Linked DNA regions of Mus musculus: region 2 is linked to region 1. The links are chromatin loops, found by intact Hi-C in ENCODE. Cell type or tissue: heart. All regions are shown on one strand.

Region 1 (8,000 bases):
AGAGAGAGCAAGCAAGCATGTGCAAGAGCCCTTAAAACTGGGACTCCAGTTCTAGGGCACCTGACTCCCTCTTATGGCCTCCATTCCTGCATGTGATACACATAAACTCACATAAACTTATGAATGAACACACACACACACACACTAAACAGATTGATAGATAGATGATAGATAGATACTAAATAAACAAATAAACAAACAAACAACCTTTGGGATTTGTGGCTTCAGTTGTGTGGGGCCAGCAGCTTTCCTATGCAACTGGTAGAGCTCCTTGCTTCCCACCCTCTTGGCATTAATTGAGTACTGCTATGTGCTGGACGTAGAAGTAAACTTGGAGGCAGCAGCAGCAGCTTTTCCTTTCAAGCCCTGTTTTTGGATGGTGCATTTTTACTGTTGGAGGATTCTTGTACCTTCCCATCGTCATCCTAAGTTGAGCGTATACTGTTTTCTACTATCCTGTGAAAACAGAGCGGTTTGCGTCTCAGGCTTTGGCTTGCTTCTTCACCCCCAGCTCTCCAGCAGCTTCTGGATGTTAAATATTATCTCTCCGTGTGATATGCACCAGAAGGAAGACTCAGCTGTTACTCTTTTACTTCCCTAATGAGCCTCAAGCTGGTTCAAGCTGGTTTAGAGGGCAGTGATCAATCTCCTGCCTCCTTTAGAGAGGACTGAGTGTTCAGATTTAGCTGCTCGATGTTAATCTCCTACAGCACTCAACTTTTATTCTTCTTGTTTCTTCTTGCCACCTCACTCCCAAATAAAATTAAATAACCGGGGACAACTAGAAGCAATAGCTGAACGTAGACAGTAAGGTGTGGCAACGTCTCGATGGATAAGCTAGATGTCTCTCTTGCTACTATGAAAACCACTATTAAACAGCCTGTCACCCTTTTAACTGCTCTCTGTAGACGTCAAACTTATTTTTACACATAAGTGCGCAAATCACTTCAATTACCTAAAATATTTTCAACACCTTTCAAGACTCTTTTTTCTTTTTAAAGATTTACTTATTTTATGTATGTGAGTATACTATAGCTTTCTGTCTTCACACACAACAGGAGAAGACATCAAATCCCGTTACAGATGGTTGTGAGCCACCATGTGGTTGCTGGGAATTGAACTCAGGTCCTCTGGAAAAGCAGTCAGTACTTGTAACCACTGAGCCATCTCTCCAGCCTTCAGGACTCTTAAATAGATTTCTACTTTTTTTTTTAGATTTTTCATAAATGTTGAATGCCATCTTGAAAATTTTCCTTACACTCCTTGATCTTCATATTCTCTGAGAATGGCAGAATATTGTGAAAACAACAATAGAACCTTTTTCTGGAGCTGGATAGGCATCTTGGTGAGTAAGAGTACCCGCTGTACAAGCAGGAGGGCCTGGTTTTAATCCCAGCAGCCTCCTCAAAAGCTTGAAGGGGTCGTGTGCATCGCTCCATCCCCAGAACTGTGTGTGTTTTGGGGGAGGGATGTTGAAGACAGGAGAATCCCTGGAGCTTGTTTACTGCCAGCCTAGCTCCGGGTCTAGTGAGAGACTCTGTCTTGAAGGGAAAAGGCAGAGAATGAGAGAGTAACATACTTAACATCCTTCTCTGGCCTCTGTGTGAACCTAGACATGTTCACCCTTGTACATACATGAACTTATACCACACATACATTCCCCCCCACCCCCATATACTTGCACATGAAAACCTTTCTGTAAAAGCACTTAATTACAAATATGAGACTTAATACTTAGTGTTATTTCCAATTACCTGGAAAATTAATACTAGATAACTGAGTTCTCGTTCAATAATTTATTAGGTACATATCTATTAAATACTGAAAATGTTATGCATTATACAGATCCTACAAATTAAACAAGATTAAGAAATGGTTGCTAGGCCTGGGTGTGGTGGTGTATACCTTTAATCCCAGCACTCTGGAGGTACCAGTTGGATCTCTTGTGAGTTTGAGGCCAGCCTGGTCTACACAGCAATAACAATTAATACTCAGAACAAACAATCATTACATACTTCATAAGTTAGAGATTTATTGCTGTTGGCTTTCCTGGCAACCAGGAACTCCCTCCTCCATCCCCGTTGCTATGGATCAAGCTCAGGGCCTTACAGTCTAGGTTGGTGCTCTACTCTGGAGTTACACTACAGGCTTAAGGATGACCATTTGGTGGTGACATGGATTTCTCCACTATTCCTATCTTTCCTTTTTTTCACATTGCTGGAGATTGAACCCAGGGCCTCTAGTTTGCCAGGGTGAGCACCATAGCACTGAGCTACATCTCCAGGTCCCAAGTTCATCTTACATGCTTGGTTTATATGCCGTTTACAGAGTGCTTTCCTGCCTGTCTCATTGGAGCCATGGGTTTTTTAAAAGAAATCATCTCCCATTGTAGACATTGCTTCCCTTCGGTTGTTTGTATGTGGAGCTGAAAATTCCCAACGGGTACGATTATGATGACAGCGCCTACTGCACACCTGAGGGGCTTATTTGTTCTTGGGTTCCTCAGCCCTCAAAGCCTTTAGGTCATAAACTCAGAAATGCATCCTTCCTTTTCGCTTTACAGTTTCCTCCATTCAATTGCTGTTCGTTCCTGCTCAATGCCTTCTCTTATGGAAGAGTTAATTGAGGGCGAGAACCATTAGGGAGGTGGCCAAAGAGGTGGTAGAACTGGATTTCAACCTGTGGCCTATACCCTCTGGCCAGATGTCTTCCAAAGATGCCATGCTGTCGTTAAATCTATTTATCCAATGATATAGTCTTCCATTCTTTCCAGCATAGCATGTACCTCACATACATTGCTGGCGTATAGTCACTTGCTGTTTTAAATAGGTCAGATAGATCTACATCTAATACTAACGTGTGTGTGTGTGTGTGTGTGTGTACATACATGTACATGGTTCATGTGTAAGGTCAGCATTTGGAGGTTAAAGGACAATTTTTGGGAGTAGGGTCTCTCTTTCTACCATGTGACGTCTGGGGGTTGAATTTAGCTTATCAACCTTGATAGCAAGCACCCTTACCCACTCAGTTATCTTGCCAATGCCAAAGCAATTTTATATACTATTTCATATAGACAGTAGTATTATTTTTGGTTCTTCTAGGGCATACCTGTGCCCCTAAGGCTTATGTCATCACTGAATCACATTTACCAAGGGGTAAACCTTTGGAGCATGAGAGTCATTAAGTTTTGGGCTGACTTTTTATTTATTTTTTTACTAACTAATATTTTAAGACAGGGTTTCTCTATGTAGTCCTGGCTGGCCAGGAACTGGCTATGTAGACTAAGTTGGCCTCAAATTTACCAAGATTTACCTATCTTTGCCTTCTGAGTGATGGGATTAAAGGCATGTGTCATCATGTTAATTTATTTTTATTTTTATCGGAGACAGGTCTTACAATGTAGCTCTGGCTGATTCGAATGTTCAGTTTTCTTGTCTCTGTCTCCTGGGCCCTGGGATTACAGGCGTGTGCCCAGCTGGCTTGTCTTTAATTGGATATTCTCTTTGGATTTGTTCAGGATCAGTTAACACCAGACTATTGGTAACAGTTTAGTTTTTTTTATCATAATTAGTCCTGTGTGAGAAAATTAGTGGCAAGAACTCTAGCAGTTCAAATGTAGACATCAAAGGATTCACCTGTGCATTTTGGACTTCTTTCTTAGAAAGAACCCCAGAACTACTACTGAAATGTTACCAAACACAGATTTAATAGTCTTCCAGGCACACCCTGTAGTTCCAGCACTCAGGAAACAAGAGGCAGGAAGATGACATGTTCTAGGCCAGCCTGGTCAACACTGTGAGAGCTACCTAATGAGACCCTGTCTCAAAGACTCTTAATCTGGGGTGATCGAATCATTTCCCTCATGCTTCCTTTTTGTTTTCCAGAACCAGCGAAGAGATCAAGGGTTGCACACACTGTTTGGTCTAACCCTAGAAGTGGTGTGGGGCTGACAGTCCCCTGCACAGACAGACAAGAGCTCCGCCTGCCGGTCAGGTCACCCGGCCAGAGCAGGCACGTCCTGGGACGCCTTTCCGCTCTCCCCAGAGCTCTTCCTGCCACATGCTGGCCACGCCCCTCGCGACTTCAGCTGGCCATGGCAGCAAGGCTGTGTACGCGTTGCCTCCCTCCGGTGTGGCTCTGCAGGTGCAAGCCCAACTCCCCCCCCCCCCGCCCCCCCCCCGGCCCCCTTACAGACCCCAGGGGTACTGCTGAGAAAACCAGCTCCCTTTTCTTTGTTGCAGGCAAGCCTGGCAGGGCCAAGGCCGGCACTACCGAGCTGCACTCTGCACCGAGTTGAAGCAGCCCCTGACCATTCAAGAGGTGGCTCCCCGCCCCGTCGGGCCACAGGAGGTAGGGTGACAAGCTTGACCCCGGGATGCCTCCTTGTATAGTTCAGAGCCTCTGACTTTCTCGGCCCAGCACTCGTGGGCTTCCTGCTTCGGTCAAAATCCTAGTTCCCAAGCGTAGGGGGCGACCAGAGGCTGGAGCGCACCCACTTTAGGTTGGAAGGTCAAGCCCTTTCAAGGTTCACGGAAAGGCTAGAAATGTCAAGGAAGCCCTCCCTCAAATCTCAAGCATAGGCCTCTCAGAGAGCTCCAGAGCCGTTGCCTTAGAAACTGTGTCTGATTTACACAGGACTTTACATAACAATACAGACAAAAGGACCCTTATCCTTTGCTTAGCCCCTCTTCAGGGTCAGTATCAAATTATGTACGGGTCCCCGAACCATTGCCCCCATCCCAATCTATCTCATGAAGAATACAAGCCTGGGCTCCTCTTATGTCCTGCTGTAATTTGGGATGAGATCCTTTTCCTGCCAGGAAATGTGGAAGTCACCTTGGCCTTGCCTGTTGACCACTTTGGTGACAGCGTGTGACACATATGTAGTAGAGAATGACAATTTGAAACAGGGTGGAGTACGCAAGAGTATCTTCATGTTAGGGGTCGCTCATGAGAGGCAGAGATGCAGCTACAGTTGTAAAGGTCACCCAAATGGGGCCTGTGGTTAAAACAGATTATTGGAAGAGAGGGTGATCACAGCCATTCAACTTCCCTCATCTTGAGTCATTCATTTCTGGGATAACACCATGTCATCCAGGCTGGAACTGAACTTACAGTCTTCTTGTGTCAGTCTCCGGAGTGCAGAAATGCCTCCCTACTCTTGGCTAAGTTGTTTTTAAACCAAGGTGGAGTGTCTTGAGGACAGTGGACATGCTATCCACCAGTCAATAAGTACTCCAGTTTTTGGATGCGGAGGCATGGGCTCCCCAGTTTTGCTGTTTGCATTGTAAGGAGCTAGCTTCTGAGAGTGTTTTTATGTTATTTTTCTTTGCCTTTAAATCCCTGGAGTTTGCAACGGGCCCTGGCATGTGGCACATACTTAAAGAACTGAGAAATGAATGATTTTGATAGATAAAGAATGGCTTCTAACCAACCCGCCACCTCTCCAGTAAACGTAAACACGTAGAGCACATTGATCTGGGATTCCAGCTGGCACCTTTTGGGATCCCCACCCTTGTGGGCTGCATTCTCTGATGAGCACCAGAGTTCTCTGGGCCTGTTCAGACAGGTTGCTGAGCCTCTCCTATCTTCCCATGTATGAGTCAGTATGGGGTGTGGCCTCAAAGTTGGAACTTCTTTTTTTTTTTTTTTTTTTTAAGACAAGAGTCTCATTATGTATCCCTAGCTGGCCTGGAACTCATAGAAATCTGCCCATCTCTGTCTTCTCAGTGCTGTCGTTAAGGGCAAACTTCACCCCAACACAAGGTGAAGTTTGAATTTCTAACCAAATCGCAGATGATGCCAGTGATGATGGTCCTGGACCCACCACCTTTTGAAACTCACTGGCTCCTCAAAAGGTCTAGAGTAGTGGTTCTCAGCTATGGATTGTGACCCCTTTAGGGGTTGGATGACTGTATTAGTCAGGGTTCTCTAGAGTCACAGAACTTATGGACAGTCTCTAGATAGTAAAGGAATTTATTGATGACTTACAGTCGGCAGCCCAATTCCCAACAATTGTTCAGTCGCAGCTGTGAATGGAAGTCCAAGGATCTAGCAGTTACTCAGTCTCACACAGCAAGCAGGCGAAGGAGCCAGAGCTAGACTCCCTTCTTCCAATGTCCTTATATTGTTTCCAACAGAAGGTGTAGCCCAGATTAAAGGTGTGTTCCACCACACCTTTAATCCCAGATCAAAGGTGTAGCCCAGATTAAAGGTGTGTTCCTTAAACTCGGAGATTTAATCTTCTGGAATCCATAGCCACTATGGCTCAAGATCTCCTAACCAAGATCCAGATAAGGATCTCCAAGCCTCCAGATAAGGGTCACTGGTGAGCCTTTCAATTCTGGATTGTAGTTCATTCCAAATATAGTCAAGTTGACAACCAGGAATAGCCACTACAGATGACCCTTTCACAGGGGTCCCATCTCAGATACCTTGCATACCAAGGCATTTACCTTACAACTCATGACAGTAGCAAATTGCGGTTATGAAGTAGCAATGAAAATAATTTTATGGTTGGGGCTCACCACCACATGAGGAACTGTGTTAAATGGTCGCAGCATTAGGAAGGTTGAAAACCACTGCTCTAGAGAAACTGCTGGCCATGTGGTTGTAGTTCTACCTCAGTGATGACTTTGTCAAGAGCATAGAAGACAGGGATCTAGGCTGTCCTCCCGGGTTCGAGCTACTCAAATTCCAGCATATTGCCTTTGCTCAGACAACGCCGCAACCCCCTGCTTAGTGGCGTTCTGTTGTTCCCAGTATGAAGGACCTTCCTCAGTTCAGACCTACAAATCTCAGTGTAGTGTGGAGCTCTCACTCCTTGTCGCTCTCTCCTCTTCCAGTTCTAGACTTGCTAGTTTTTCTTTTGTCCCTCACGCAGGGCATCTGCACACGCCATAGCTTTTGTCTGTGCCAAGCACCAAGCGTTCACCTCCAAGTTTGAATCATTAACTCTTGGCTTTTACTAGTGCAAGGGTTACTTTCCTAGTTTTCCTTGGCATTCCTCAAGAGGTCACATACCCTCATCATGTGCTTTCTCCTACCTTTAAGACTTTATGTTAGGTTATAATTTAACACATATGAGCCACGCATGGTGGTTCAGGTTTATAATTTTGAGAGGCCACAGGGAAGATTTTAAGTTTGAGGCCAGCATGGACTACATAGTGAGTTTGAGGCCAGCCTGGGCTACATAGTGAGATTCTGACTCAACAACATATGGCTTTGTTAGCTTTATTATTATTTAGTTGGTGCCTTTTCTGCTATACTTATAGGTCCACAACGGCAGAAACTCGGTCCATTTTGCCTCCTGATAATCTGGCTCATGGTTCATTGTCTGGCATATGGTTGTCATTCGTTCAGTAGCCCTTTTGAAATGCATTATTACTGAATGAACATTGTCTCTAGGGTGTATACGTCTCTGTTTTGTTGTGCTGTGTTTCTTCTGCAGGTCAGAGTTGATGTTCATTTCTGTGGTGTTAACTTTGCTGATATTTTGGCCTGTCGTGGTCAGTATCAGGAAAAGCCTCCTCTTCCCTTTACACCGGGTGAGTACGGGGGACCAAGTGACTGCTACTTCAGAAAAGAAGAATTTAGAGTCTTCAGAGCCACACCCATCTTCTCAGACACTACTCCCCACTCTCTGCCAGGCTTGACCAGTGAGGTTTCTGTTATTTATGTCACTATCATTGTTAGAGTAACTACCTCATGACTCTCCCCCTATAGGCCTATTGTGTCCCCAGCTTAGCATTGTACCAATCCATAGATGACACTCAGTGGTCTAGTTAGATTTTCTGTTGCTGGGATAAACCACTCTGACCAGAATCAACTTGGGAAGGAAAGGGTTTATTTGGCTTACACTTCTATCAGGAACTGAAGCAGAAACCATGGAGGAATTGCCCAGGCCCATCTGCCCAGAGATGGTACCACTCCCAGTGGGCTGGACCATTATACATCAATTAGCAATCAAGAAAATGCCCCACAGACATGCCCACAGGCCA
Region 2 (8,000 bases), 370 kb before region 1:
TAAAAACCCACAACCAAAGGAGCCCTCATCTCGGCCCAGAAAAGCCAAAGTTTGGCCCCGCTGGGCTCTCGGCCACACCTGAGAGAGAAATGACTCAGACTGGACACAACTGTCTCCAAATGCCCTCAAGTGACTCATAGCAAACAGGGCAAAGGTGGCTGCCTAATGTCTCCCTGGCAGCTCCATTCTCCACTTACCCAGGAGAGGTTACAGCAGAGTGGACCACCGCTCATTTGCTCCTCTGTGTTTAAACCCCTCCTCCCTTCACTACACCGGAAGTCTTCCCTCTGGCGGTGGACTTGAGTCAGCTGAAGAGTATTTAGAACCTCTGCCGCCTCAGGCTGCCAGCAGAGAGCTTGATTCAATTGCTTTAGCACCAGCCTTCCTGTTCACAGTGTCCAGAATGCCCCGCTCCCCCCGCAGGCAAGGCTCAGACCACAGCTCTGACCCTGGAGTGTATACAGGGATGCTAAACAGGGGACTCCACGTTCTTGTTTGACCCAGACACCAATGCACCTGCAGCTGGTTCTCAGGCCTTCCATTGGTGGCCTAGAGCTATGCTCATTTCTGAAACCCAACCTTCCTTGGATTTTTTCCCCTTTAACTCTTCTTAGATTTTAGTAACATAAAAGTTTTAATTCTCTGAAGCGCCTATGAAAGCAAGCTATTACATTTCAGAAGCATGGATGTGGGAAAACAAGGAAAAATATTTATTGACCTTTTAAAAAGATTATTTTCGTCTTTTAAATTGTGTGTGTGTGTGTGTTTGTGGTTGGATGGGTTGTGGGGGAGGCATGTGTGTGCATGCAGTGCCCGCACAGGCCAGAAGAGGGCGTCGAATCCCCACTGGAACTGGAGTTACAGACAGTTGTGACCCACTAGCCGTGGGTGCTGGGTATTGAACTCAAGTCTTCTCTAAGAGAAGCACACGTTCTTAACCACTGAACCACACTGCACTTTATTTTTCCTACGCAGTTAAGGGATCCTTAAATTCATTTCTGTTTTGTATATATTTGCTTCTCTTAAGTCAATAGTTCATAATGTACCATCTATTGTTACGTTTTACACATCTGGTTTTTGTTTTGGCTTCATTTGCTTTGGACTTTTGAACATGCACGGAGGTAAACAGGATAGCATCTTGAAGAAGTGTGTACCTACGTGTCCCAGCCCCACAAGGCCAAGCCAGCACTCCCCACCCCCATCACCTCAGCCTCTCTTGCACTGTTTTGAGGTATACCTTGGGTTTCATATTTATGCTGTCTGTAAATGTGTTAGCAAATCACACAGGAAGAACATGGTTTGTAATCACAACTCCCCACGCACCAAAACAAATGAACATTTCCTAGTGTTCACGTTCCCTTACAGCACCATGCATGAAGACTTTTAGAGACTGAATCAGAGACTCTTGAGTTCAGTTTAGATGCTGACTAAACTAAACAAGTGGTGTCTGTTTTAGCGTGTATTAATCTATAGGTTATTCTTCTGGCCCGTGTTTTCTTTCCAGTCTACTCGTAGAAGCACTGGGGTGTGTCTCCTGCATGTTTTGCTGATGGTCTCACTGTAGTGTAGTTTACATGCTCGCTGTCCCCACTTTCTGTAAACTGACACACTTACACACACATGATTTAAAAATAATAGAGATAAAATATTTTTAAATAAAAGGTTTTACTGTAGATTTAAGCATGAAGGAGGAAAGAGAGGGAGAGGGAGAGGGAGGAAGACTGACTTTGAGGAAATAGACCATTGTACGTGGCCAAGAAGCGTGGGTGTGGGTTTCTCAAGCGAGACAGGGCCCCAGAGTTGCAATTCATACACCATTTTAGCTGAATGTAGTGGCACAGTCTTATAACCCTGGCACTCAGGAGCTTCAGCAGGAGAATGGAGAATTTGAGGCCAGCCTGGGTGACATAGACTGTCTCAAAGAAATCAAAACCAATCTTACAGTTTGTGCAAACCTCACCTTGTCCTTGTACATTTCCCACACAGCTCAAGAGTCGAGTGTTGCTTTCAGCTAATAGGAAAGGGCATGTGGACACCCTGCCAGGAGGCTGGGAATTCCTTTACACTTTAATGTGGCCAAAAGCCCTTCCAGTTTGTCTCTCTTCTGGTGTTAAAAGTCAGAGTAGGGCTGGCTTTAGTGCTGAGGCCCCCGAGTGTTCTTGTAGGCCTAGTATGTGTGAATGTGGAACCGGCAAAGATGAGATCACATTTGGTAGACATGGAAGTCCAGGCACTTGAGTGTCTTCTGTGGCGGGAGGTGGGTAGACTCAAGCACATCGCCTCACCAGCTTTTAGTTATCCCTTGCTTACCCGGGATCTTGCTGGAATGCAGACCTGGCTCCTTGGTCTTGGGACCTGAGATGCTGCACACCTAACAAGCTCCCAGGGATGCTGCAGCAAGGCCTCTCCAGGCTCTGTAGGTGGTCAGGCTCTGCGACTGGATGATGTGTGTGTTGATGTTGAATTGCTGAAGTTCAGCATGGCAGTCATGGAGGCTTCCTGGAGGAGGTGGTACTTTAGCTGAGACATGTTGTTGTGTTTGCTTTATGTTATTGTTTTGTAGAAAAAATTCATAGCCACAGAGTTGTGGAGCCACCGCTTAAGCTTAAGACAAATTGAGAGTCAATATACACGGGACAAAGGGCACACTAAATGGTACAATATGCTATTCAGTAGAGTCACGGTTAGGCAAATGTCACCAGCAGCAAATTTCAGAACATTTCTTCACACACACACCAAAAATTTCATATAACCAGTCATCCCAGCTCCTTTCAGCCATCCTGTAAGCTTGAAGATTTGTATAATCTATCTATCTATCCATCCATCCATCTCTGAGAAAGTTTTGATATGTAGCCCTAGCTGTCCTGAAACTCACTTTGTAGACCAGGCTGGCCTCGAACTCCTACCGCCTACCTCTGCTTCTCTAGTGCTGGGATTAAAGGAGCATACCCGTTGTTTTCAGTAAGTGGAGTATCTTCAAGGTTCATGGACACTATGGGATCTTCTATCACTTTCTTCTTATGGTTGAATACCCCTTCATTCTCCTTTGCTCTCCTGTCAGTTGTCTCCGTCTTTCGTGAGAGCTCCCTTGGTCTTGTCCTACCAAGACCTGAGAGGGAACAGCTTTTCTTCTCCCTGGGTAGCCATCAGAGCTTTACAAAGAAGTGGCAAGCAGGTATGTTTGTAGTCGGGACTCTGGGAGGCAAAGGTCAGGCACAGATAGATATGCCTGGCAGCAAGCACATTCTAATGCGGACTCATCACAGAGGGTCGCAGGTGAATCCTGCTTGTGGGTGGAACGTGATGGAGAAGGATCTTGTCTTTGCGATGGTCCGGTCTGATTCTGGTGGTCTTCATGTACTTCCCACCTGAAGACTCTCTAGGAAAGTCCCAGCCCCCATCTCAGCCCACCCCTCAGCACTGAGACAGGACTTTGCAAGCAGGACCTCTGACTCCAGGAGAATGCTGTGTGGGCAGTCGGACTGCCCAGGATTATCTGTTTGCAGCACAAAACGCTGGCCGGGGGGGGGGGGGGGGGGGGGGGGGGGGGTGGGGGTGGGGCGCTCTCAGTGGGGGTCCCCAGAGAGCCAGGCCTGTAAGCTGTCACAGCAAGGCAATTCTTCCCAGCTCAGCGGTTTTCCAGAGTCAGGCCTGATGGCTCATCCTTTTCCTTGGGTTGACCTCTCTCTGGTCTCACCCAAGTGCACACACAGAGCTGCACAGAACCTGCTGACACACCCTTCAAATCTGTTTAGAGAGTTAGCTCTGGGCTGCTCAGAGATCTCCCCAGAAAGCTGTTCTGTCTAAGACAGGGGTTGCTAACCTGTGGGTCGTGACCCCTTGGTAAGGGGAAGGTCAAATGACCCTTTCACATCAGGTCGCCTAAGACCATCAGAAAGCACCGATATTTACATAACGATTCATAACAGTAGCAAAATTACAATCATGAAGTAGCAACATAAATAATGTGGTCGGGATCATTACAACTTGGGGAACTGTATTGAAGGACCACAGCATTAGGAAGGCTGAGAACCAGTGTGCTAAGAGGACAAGAGCCCACTGGCAGGTGCCCCCAACACATCCTCAGCACAAGCAGCCCGGTGCCACTTCCCTTTAGCCCACTGTCTGGGAATTTATCAAGGAGACTAATCAGGCTTTTAACTTGCACATCTTCCTGGTAGGGCTGCAGTGTGGAGCGTCAGGAGCTGAGAAGAGCCCTGGGTGTGCAGGGGTGCAGACAGGGAGGGGTGCTGTGAGAGAAGCCGAGAGTGTGGCTTCTATGCCAGCCAGCCAGCCAGGCTACACGTGCTGAATTTTGGAGTAGATCTGCAGACGTGAGCCCCAAGTTAGGGTCTAGTAGGGCAAATGGGAGGTTGACAAAACTGGACTTTGTCTAGCACTTTATGTATATAAGAGACGAATTAAAATACGATTGCTCTTCCTGTCCCCAACTCTTGTGTATCTTCTTTCTTCCTTTTCTCTCCACACTTTCTCTTCTCCACCGTTCCATATAACCTTTATTTGATTCTAGAAGTTAAAATAAAAAATAGTGCTCTTTTCTCCCCCATTTAAATATTTAAAAGGTTTTAAGAGGTCAGCCTTAGCACCTAGCCACAGTAACCCGATTTTCTGAGGACATGCTCTGTAGCCCTGGGCCTGGCTCACACACTCACTCAGCCAACGCTGGTGAAGTGTACGAAAGGTTGGATGACAATCTCTTTACTGTAGATTCATGTACTGGCTTTGTCTGGGACTAATCTCTCTGAGAATGAACACTAGTAAACACACGAGTCTGTATCATCAGGCGCCCGGAGATCCACAAAATCCCAAGGTGGTACCCAGGGTCTAGACTCCTAGTTTGTCTAGTCCCCGTTGCATCCTGGCTGCTTTGGCTTCTGGGAAGTTCAGTGGGCAGAGACTAATGGGGCTGTGGCGCCCTCTGCTGGCGCGTTTTCATGACTGCTCTCCCCACCCCTCTTCCCTTCCCGCCTGGGAATACAAGGTCTTTGTTTTGTATTGGATTTAGGAAAAGGTTCCGGTCTCACTCTAAGCCCTTTTCTCTGTCAAGGTCAAATCTGAGAGTGTTTTATGCTAATAAAACTGAGCGCCAGAGGGAGCGTCTAGGTACCAATAACCCCAATGAAAGGAGGGTCGACAGCCTCTCCGGTCTGTCCGGGGTGGGGGTGGGGGTGGGGCCTCAAATAGAAACGACTTCTACTCCAGGTCTGCTCTGTCGTCCCTTAAGAAAAGCAAGAGATGTTTCTCCCCGCTAGAAGAAACAACTCCGAGACGGTTCTTGCACAGAAGCAGGGCTGCACTTTCACTAACACATCACTTCGGTTCTCCCCTGAGGCTTGAGGAACAGCTGGACAGAAAGCCAAAGGATTCTGTCAGGGCTAAGCCTCCCCTCCCCCGGGAGCAGGTATTAGATTGTCCTGAAGGGCACTGGGCACAGCGGCTAAGCCGGAGACCCCATCCACACAGCAGACTTGAACTTTGGAGCCACCAAGCAGGGCTTCTTAGAGTGTATGTCCAGGGCAGGTTCCCACTCTGTAGGTCAGAGCCAGCGAAGTGCCTTTCTGACAAGTGCTCAGACAGCGATGATGCCAGCAGTCCTAGGCTTCCCTGTGAGAAGCAAGTGCAAAGAGGAAACTGCCAACCAATGCGAGCCCTGTTCAAATCCCAGCTCAGCCGCCTGCGACATGACCTTGGAAGGAATTACTTTCACCCGTCTCTTGGCTTGTTTTGTTCTGTATAAAGTGGTACAACCCTTTGAATGACTTCACAGAATGCGAAAAGATTCCATGTTTTTTTTTTTAAATAATAAAATGAAGCAATGCCAGTTGTCACGTGTACTCAGCCTGTCTGCCTGCCACACTATTGATACATTGTGTTTGCCTTCCCACCTGGTAACTGTCATGGTCACCCAAGTCTAGGGGAGACAAGAGCAACTTTGCTGTTAAATAACTTGCCCTCTAGAGAAGACAGACCCGAGTCACAGAGGCTGTGCTATCTGCAGAGCTGGTGACAAGTCTGCTTCCAGGGCTAGGCAGACCAAGGAAGGCAAGGAATGCTGGGAGTGAGAACTAGTATTTACATACAATAAATAAGGCAATTTCCAGTGAGGGGGCCGTGGGGACAGCGGAGGAGCAAGAAGAGCCCTGAAACAAGAGTGGACATAATACATTTGAAGAAATGCTAAGAGAACAGTGTGGCTAGATCCAGAGAGTGAGGCGACAGTAACACGGGGCTGGGAGTGGTGAAGATGGAGACGGATGAGCCCGGGTGGTGTGGGTGCGTGTTTTTAACCTCAGCACTCTGGAGGCAGAGGCAGGTGGATCGCAAGTTCAAGGCCGCCTGGTCTACAGAGTGAGTTCCAGGGCTCTGTAGGTAGCCAGGGCTACCCAGAGAAACCCTGCCTCGAGAAAATAAAACAAACAGCAAACAGAAATAAGGACAACAAAAACAACAAACAAACAAACAAACAAACACCACTGGGAACTTCTGAGCTTAAGGGTAGCAGACCTAACAAGATGGGAAAGAGCAGGCAGCTCCAGCTGGTTGTGACTCCAGGGACTCCCTTGAGCCTATCATAATTTGACTTCTAGGGAAGACTACTGCTGAGGTTTTTCTGCATCCTGCTGAGGTTTTTTCAGCTCAGGCCTCTGTGCTCATACAAACATGGAATTTGACCCCATAGAGCCATGTTTGTCTTTTGTAAGACTTTTTATTTTATGTGTGTGAGTGTTTTGCTTCTATGTATGTATGCACCACGTGTGTGCCTGGTGCCTGAGGAGGTCAGAAGAGAGCACTGCATCCCTGCGACTGGAGTTACAGACGATGGTCAGCCTCTGCGTTGGTGCTAAGAATTGAACCTGGGTCCTCGGCAAGAACAAGAACAAGGGCTCTTAACTGCTGAGCTGTCTCTTTACCTGTCGTAGCTAGTAGCTGAATATTGCATTAAATACATCTTGACACACACACACACATACATACACACACACACACACACACACACACACCCACCACTATATAGTGGCCCTGGCTGTCAGGGATTCATTATATAAAACAGGCTGGCTCTAAAGTCACCCAAAGATTTGCCCACCACTCCTTCCTACCTCCTGAGTGTTGGGATCAAAAGAGTATGTCACCATATCTGCCTCAGTATGTATAATTTTTAATATCAGTAGAGCATTTCTATCTGGTGTCCACTTACATTGTTCCAACGTTTTGTTTTGTTTTGTTTTGTTTTGTTTTGTTTTGTTTTGTTTTGTTTTGTTTGAGACAGGGTCTCTTTGTATAGTCCTGGATGTCTCAGAACTCACTTTATAGACCAGGCTGGCCTTGAACTCACAGAGATCAACCTGCCTCTGCCTCCCAAGTACTGGGATTAAAGGCGTGCACCCTCCTCCCCTTGCTGTTTCAAACTTTTAAATATATATAATGAACAACTCTGATGAACCTTCTAGTAAAATCTTGGCACACATTTTTCCCTGTCTTTAAGGCAAGTGATAGTTTATAACTGCCCCCAGAAAGACTGTATTCGAATCTCTCTTAGGGCTGCTCTTCTCTGCTTAGTTACTGTCCACAAGAAGCAACACATTGTGCTCCCCACTTTTGAAAGCCGATAGCAGCAGAGACGATTTTCTATTCTACTCTATTTGGATGTCTTTACTTTTTTCTTGCCCAACGGCTTTGTCTAAACTCTTTAACAGTACAATGAGAACAGGATTCTTGGTGAGGATTTTTCATCTGTGTTCATTGGAAATATTGGTCTGTGGTTTCCTTTTCTTGTCTTTTTCTGATTATATCGGCTGCGGAGTTATACTTTGCCTAATTATTATATTGAATTACATCACCAGAGCTTTTTCATTTATATAAAAGATGTTGGATTTTGCCAGTTGTTTTTTCTACATTTTTTTCAGATGATTGTCTGTTTTGTTTTGTGTTATATAGTGATTGAACGACATTTATTGACTTCTTTATTCAATCACCTTTGC

Evidence for each region. A loop is a pair of places that touch in the nucleus more often than their neighbours do. Peaks named below come from ENCODE experiments on the same cell type or tissue, not always from the same donor. Only the 100,000 strongest peaks of a DNase experiment are listed, where the experiment ranks them.
Region 2: it touches region 1 in a loop (5-fold over the local background); 14 of 42 quality-filtered maps call a loop at or near these places.

The regions. Positions count from the first base shown.
Region 1 is chr1:157,454,503-157,462,502 of GRCm38, forward strand. Cryzl2 (crystallin zeta like 2) reads left to right here and starts at 4,066. Exons shown (of 10, transcript NM_001033284.2): 1 at 4,066-4,143; 2 at 4,242-4,350; 3 at 7,451-7,547. The coding sequence starts at 4,094. In heart, CTCF peaks have their summits at 3,993 and 4,197; a DNase peak (open chromatin) is centred at 4,049; H3K4me3 peaks cover 945 bases; H3K27ac peaks cover 1,220 bases.
Region 2 is chr1:157,081,365-157,089,364 of GRCm38, forward strand. Gm30568 (a long non-coding RNA gene) reads right to left here and starts at 267. Exons shown (of 3, transcript XR_373631.2): 1 at 198-267. In heart, CTCF peaks have their summits at 276, 838 (motif pointing right) and 4,934 (motif pointing left); a DNase peak (open chromatin) is centred at 4,957; H3K4me3 peaks cover 898 bases; H3K27ac peaks cover 2,305 bases.